2 separate regions of the Homo sapiens genome follow, and region 2 is linked to region 1. A link is a contact called in ENCODE Hi-C or POLR2A ChIA-PET data. All regions are on one chromosome and are shown on one strand. The core of a region is the stretch at or near the end of the contact, and the rest is flanking DNA. Distances in the headings are between cores, read along the strand shown. Region 1 holds the start of REEP2 (receptor accessory protein 2). Region 2 has its middle 11 kb from the start of SNHG4.

The links. A loop is a pair of places that touch in the nucleus more often than their neighbours do. ChIA-PET counts read pairs that join two places held with the same protein, here RNA polymerase II (POLR2A). Pooled maps may share reads with other maps.
Region 2: a pooled map shows a loop between it and region 1 (5-fold over the local background). The contact joins the enhancer-like site here to the promoter of REEP2 in region 1. A Hi-C loop is called at or near these places in 1 of 37 single-sample maps with no recorded cell type and 5 of 50 pooled maps. POLR2A ChIA-PET finds 5 or more read pairs at or near these places in 1 of 52 experiments (naive thymus-derived CD8-positive, alpha-beta T cell).

The regions. Positions count from the first base shown.
Region 1 is chr5:138,437,565-138,440,669 of GRCh38, reverse strand. REEP2 (receptor accessory protein 2) reads right to left here and starts at 1,613. Exons shown (of 8, transcript NM_001271803.2): 1 at 1,430-1,613. The coding sequence starts at 1,461. RefSeq lists an enhancer at 447-980 and a silencer at 1,366-1,785.
Region 2 is chr5:139,261,347-139,264,451 of GRCh38, reverse strand. No RefSeq gene overlaps it. Among named protein-coding and RNA genes, the nearest start is that of SNHG4, 11 kb to the left of the region's middle. RefSeq lists an enhancer at 1,728-1,797. Within about 2 kb of position 1,676, at least 6 of the 41 ENCODE cell types and tissues checked have a DNase peak (open chromatin) inside an H3K27ac peak, as active enhancers do.

The sequences.
Region 1 (3,105 bases), core at 364-2,863:
TTGACCTCATGCCCATTCACACCCATCTGCCCTTACCCTCCACCTCCCTCAGAGCCAGGCTCTGCGAGGGAACCTGACACCACCTAACAGGGCACCCTACCTGGCAGGCAGAGGTACCACTGTGGCCCTGGGGCCCTAGGGAACAGAGGGCACAGGGGCAGGAGGCCCTGAGAGAGGCAAAGAGGCTTATTCCCCCATGTAAACACCACAGGGACAGGGCTCAGGGGAGGGCCCCGCTGGTGATCCAAGTACAGAATGCAGACAAGACACAGGCCGGGAAAGAAGAGGACCGATGCCCTTTGGGGCTTGCCCAGGCAAGAGAGAAGCAGCCACCCTGAAGGCCACATGGAGGCGTGAGGCCCCTCCATTCCCCCTGGGATGGGTGGGGGAAGAGAAGGAGTCTAGAGTAAACCAGGACAGAAGCACTTGGCCGGCCCGGCTGTACCGAATGGGAAGAAGGGAGCAGGGTGGGGCTGCCGGTGTCAGTCCCCAACGGTGGAGGCCGAGGGGCAGTGTCCTCATTAGGGCAGGGGATAGCTCCGAGAACCACGAGGAGCCCCTGTCAGGCTCAGCCCCTTGACAATGTGTGGCTGTCGCCTGTTTCCACATGGACAGGAGGGATACTTCCAAACCGGCTGGTGCAAGTGGAGTGCGGAGCAGAATCCTCAAGGACAAAGTCTGGGCTCGTGGGGAATGGTGTGTGTTCCCTCCTGGGGCCCGGGGAGGTGCCAGAGACACAGCTCCACAGTGTGGCTGGCAGCCTGGAATGAAGGCCACGGAGCGTCCTCCCCCAGCGGGGTCCACAATCCCAGGCTGAGCACACACATCCCCTCTCCCAGTTACCTCTCACACTTTGTCCTCCGAGCATTTCTGCTTCCCGATACCCAGACTTCCTCCCTAGGGGGCCTAAGGGCATATGCCCTCGTCCCCAGTCTCCTGACAGTGAGTGGAAGGGAGAGACCAAGGGGCCTGGTGATGGCTCTGAGCTGCGGAATGATGATGAGGCCCTGCCTTGCTCCACTCTCTTCCATCACCCTGTTACCTCCCCCAGAGGGACAGGGCCCGGGTCTGAGGATCTCCTCCAGCCCAGACCTGCTAGGTGGGGGAGGGGACGCGCCTGCCTCCCCTTTTAAATCAAGCCGTGCTGCTCAGCCTCTAGGATGGGCGCAGGAGCAAGGACGGTAGAAATAAAAGAGGTTATTAATAAAGAATGTGGGTGAGGTCCCTGGGAAGCCAGGCCTGCCACGCTCCCCTAATATTCCCCCCTCCAGTCCTGGGTGCCACATCTCCATGTCTCTGGGGGCCCCAAATAAGGACGCAGCGCCTTTAGGTGACTCTGCTGCACGAAGCTTCGGAGAAGTCCACCCGGGCTTTAACACCCCCGCCCTCCATCACAGCCCGCATCACCCCCCGCCGCCGCCGCACTCACACCACCAGGCGAGAGATGATCCAGGACACCATGGCGGGGCCGGGCGCGGCGCGGGGCGGGGACCCGGCCCGGCCGAGGATGCAGCTGCCTGAGGCCGAGCGGCGGCGGCGGCGGCAGCAGGAGCCGCAGTAGCAGCAGCAGCCGCTGCAGCAGCCGCCGCGGGGGCAGCGGAGCGCCCAGCGCCGCCGTTAAAGGGGAGGTCCCTGCCGCAGCGGCGGGCCGTGGGCGGTGGCGGCTCTTAAAGGGGAGGCCGGGAGGCCGCCGCGGCGGCGGCGGCGCGCCCCCGCCCCGGCACCTGCTGTGGCCGGGCATGCGCCTCCGACCCTCAGTGCCCTGCCTTCCTCGAATCGCTTGTTCATCTTTCTTGGGTTTCAAGCCCTAGGCTGTTGTCGTGGAGGTCTCCATGGTTACATCCTGAAATCGACCCCTGCCCACCTCCTGCCCTGCCCACACCAGGCGCTTACTGTGTGCCAGCCCCTGTGCTAAGAGCTTCACTGCGTTGCCAGTGAATCCTCTTGACCACCCTATAAGGCAGGCGCTATAAAAGCCCTCATTTTGAAGATAAGGGAATGAGAAGCTTAAGGCTCAATAATCTGTTGAGAGTCACAAAGCCACCAAGTCATGCTGCTAAGATGACCCCAGGAAGCCTACTTTAAACAGGTTACATCCCCCAACTGCTGACTAGCAAACTCTCCTCATTACAGGCCCTGAAGACATCCACCTGAGCTCCTGAGTCACAGGTACAGCCGCACCTGTCCACCCCACTCCTTCTCACCCCGTTGAAAGAGGATCTCCCCTGACCAGATGATGTTTTGTTTTTTTGAGACAGGTCCTCACTCTGTCGCTCAGGCTGGAGTGCAGTGGCACAATCTCAGCACACCTCCTGGGCTTGAATGATCCTCCCGCCTCAGCCTCCCGAGTAGCTGGGACTACAGGCCCAAAACACCACCAGCTAATTCCTGTTTTTTTGTTTTTTGTTTTTTTTTGCCAAGATGGGGTTTTGCAATATTGCCCAGGCTGATCTCCAACTCCTGAGCTCAAGCGATCCACCCGCCTCAGCCTCCCAAAGTGCTGGGATCACTGGTGTGAGCCACCGGGCTGCTGGTCTGCTTTTTTAGGTTGTCAGCTCCTAAGCTTTGCAGCGGAACAGAGCTTTATGCTCTCAATGTGGTTACTGACAACAAAGGGTCAACCTTCTTTTCAAACAGAGGGGCTGCGAGAGGGTCCTGGGGCTCCAGTTCCACCCCCATCAGCAAGCACTAGTGGCAGTGAATGTCCTGATTCTAAAGACATTTATATCCAGAATGTAGGCTAGCCTGCCTCCTGATCTTCAGGAAAGCAACCAACCTCCAACCATCCACCAACACCCCCAGCCCTATTGCTCTCCTTTCCTGTCCCATTTTAGAGCTTCTGCATTCCTCTACCCTTTATGTTGAGTTGTAATCCTTCGGGTGACCACAGCATCAACCTGTGCCCATCTGGGCTGAAAGGACACATTCAGAACTGTGTATTTCAAAGAGTCATGGTCTTATTCAAGCTCAGTATCCCTGAACAACACAATGGTCTATTTCTAACCTGGTAAATTATATTTCCAGGTTCAAACACTTTGGAAGATGTTTCCCAAAACGTTCCAGAAAAGCAGCCTCTGATAACCCCTCTTGCTATTCTTTACAACT
Region 2 (3,105 bases), core at 427-2,926, 820 kb before region 1:
TCATGGAGCTTACATTCTAGTGGAGGAAGACAGAAATTACAAGATAAATATGTAAAAGATATTTTATTACATGTTATATAACTATAAGGGCTAAGAATACAGTAGCGAAAAAAAAGGAAGATGTAGGAGTTACTATACAAGGAGTGAAGAGTGTCAAGACAGGCTATACTGAGGAGGTGACATTTGAATGAAGACTTGAAGGAGATAAAGAAGTTACCATGCAGAGATTTTGGGGTTGGTTGAGTGGGAGGGAGTTCCATCAGAGAGAAAAGCAAATTCAACGGGTCTGTGGCAGACTGAGCCAAGGGTGAGACTAAGCCGGCGGGGAGGCAGGGTGGTAAGAGATGAGGTTAGAGAGATTAAGGGGGTGGAGTCCAGACACCAGACTTTATAAGGAAAAGAAGTGATATAATGCAGATGATATACCATGATATAATAATAATACCATACAACAAATTTATTATGTTGCTGCAAAACAAATTATCCCAAAACTTCAAGAACTTAAAGTAACAAATGTTTATTTCATACAGTTTCTGGGGGTCAGGATTGGGGAGCAGCTCAGCTAAGCTGGCTCAGGGTCACTCATGAGGTTGTAGTCAAGCCGTCCACTAGGGCTGCAGTCATCTGAGGCCCTGATGAGGGCCAGAGGATCTGCTACCAAGATGGCTCACTTGGCTGTTGATAGAAGGCCTAGTTCCTTATCACATGACCTTCCACAGCACTGTTCACTACATGGCAACTGGCTTGCCCCAGAGTGAGTGATCAGATGACAGAGTGACCAAGAAAGAAGCCACAGTGTCTTTTATAACCTAATCTTGTATGTTACATATGATTACTTCTGTCATATTCTATTGGTCACACAGACAAACCCTGGTACCATATGGGAGAGGGGATTTACAAGTGCATGAATATCAGTACATGGACAGCATTGGGGATGGATCATCCTGGAGGCTGGTTACCACACTGGCTTGTAGAAAATTTCCTCAGAATAACCATTTCTTCAAGAAATACCAACAAATATGTGGCCCCTAAAATACTAGAGTTCCCAACCCTATCTGGGTTGGAGCCTGAACGAGGACAGTCCAAAGAGCAGGGGCTTCAAAAACTGCTGAGAGTCTGAAGATTTTATTTCAATTCTGCATGAGCATGCTTTTTTCTTCAAAGCCCCACTTCCTCTAGGCCTGGCCTCATTATTTCATTCAGCCAATTAACTCAACTTGTAATAATCTTAGTTAAACCTGCAAATTAAAAAAAAAAAAAAGCAAAAGAAAAGAAAAGACAAAAATAAACCCTTTGAGGAAATCTATAGAACTTCAGAGGCAGCCTGGACCTCTCTCGGTAATTTAACCTTGAGATGACACTGAACTTTGCGAAGGGCAGAGCAGACCCACCCATCCCCCTAAAATCCCTAGGTCTCTTCTTGTCGAAGAGAGGCATCTTGTCTAGTCTAAGAAGAATGACTGAGGACAGACTATTTGCTCTGTCCCGGAAGGCCAGTACTGGATTTATCCAGAAACAAAAAACATGGCTCTCCTGAGACCCAGGGCGGGCCTCTTGCCCAGCCCCCACCAGACTCAGCCTTGGCTGTGCAGCCCATCAGCCAGTTTCCTAAGCTGAGCAGCAGATGGCATCCCAGCCTCAGGAGCGAGCAGCTGAGGTTTCTAGAAAGAGCAGCATCACTGTAAGGAACTCAGACTGCGGCTTGGCATCTGGGAGCCCTGCCTCCCCAGCTCCCAGCTCAGGGAAGTTTCTGCTCTGTGCCTACAGATTAGGATACTGTTAGGCCAGTGTCTCAGAGAGTAGGGCCTGAAGCCCCTAGTCAGGAAACAGATGGTGAACACAGGGTCTTTTCTGAGAAAGATAAAAATCAGTGGTTTCTGCAATTATATAAGCACTAAAAAAAATTTTTTTAAACGAAGAAAACCAGTGGCTGCTGTTCTCAGACAGGCTGTTTTTCCTTCACTTGCCCTTTGCTTGAGAGGGTCCACAATGACTATATCTTGGTCTGGGGGCTGGCAGGTCCCTGGCGGGAGCCTCCTGGGATGGCCAGATGGAGCCAAAGACAACTTGAGGGATCAGTGGGCTACTGAAAGCATCTAGGGAATTCCAAGGGTTCAAAATTGAATATTTTTTTTCCCCTGATGACCCAAATGAAGAGCTATACCCCAGAGCTGACCGCCAATGACGCAGGCAGGGCTCAGTCCTGCAGGCCTTGTTTCTGTGCCTCAATCTTACTCCCTCTCCTTATGCTCCTCCTCCTCTCTGTTCCATTTTTTCTCTCCTTCCTTTTTCCTCTATCATTTCTATCCTTTTACGTCTTTCACTGTGTGGCTCTATTTCTTTCTTCTGCTCCAGTGTAGGAAAGAAAGCTGATTACCAAACTGCCTCGGCAAAGTGGCCATGGGCATTGAGCCACACACAATTCCCTGTCTTTAGGGACTCAGACCTTGTCTATACTTGCCTCTCTCTCCCTTCCTCATTTCTTCCCTCCCTGCTGCTGATACCTGATGGCCAGTCCCAAGGAGACCTGGACAAAGAGAGGTCCAGAGGTCACCAAGAAAATCTACTCTCCCCCCACAGAACCTGTACTCCCTGCTTTGTAGCTCCTGACAGGAAATACTCCAGAGGCTTCCCAGTAGGGCTGAGGTCCACTGAGCCTCCTGTTCACTGAGCACTCACTGTTTGCCACTAAAATGTGAGCTTGAGGGCAGGGCCCTGTCTACCTTGTTCACTGCTATACCCACCATATCTAGCACACAGTAGATACTCAAGAAATAATTGTTAAAAAATAATGAGTGGGGGATGGAAAGATGAATGTTGAGCACTGTATTAAGTATTAGGGGCACAGGGCTGGGCGTGGTGGCTCACGCCTGTAATCCCAGCACTTTGGGAGGCCGAGGTGGGCAGATCACAAGGTCAGGAGATCGAGACCATCCTGGCTAACATGGTGAAACCCCGTCTCTACTAAAAATACAAAAAATTAGCCAGGTGTGGTGGCATGCACCTGTGGTCTCAGCTACTTGGGAGGCTGAGGCAGGAGAATCGCTTGAACCTGGGAGGCTGAGGTTGCAGTGAGCCGAGCCAAGATTGTGCCACTGCACTCCA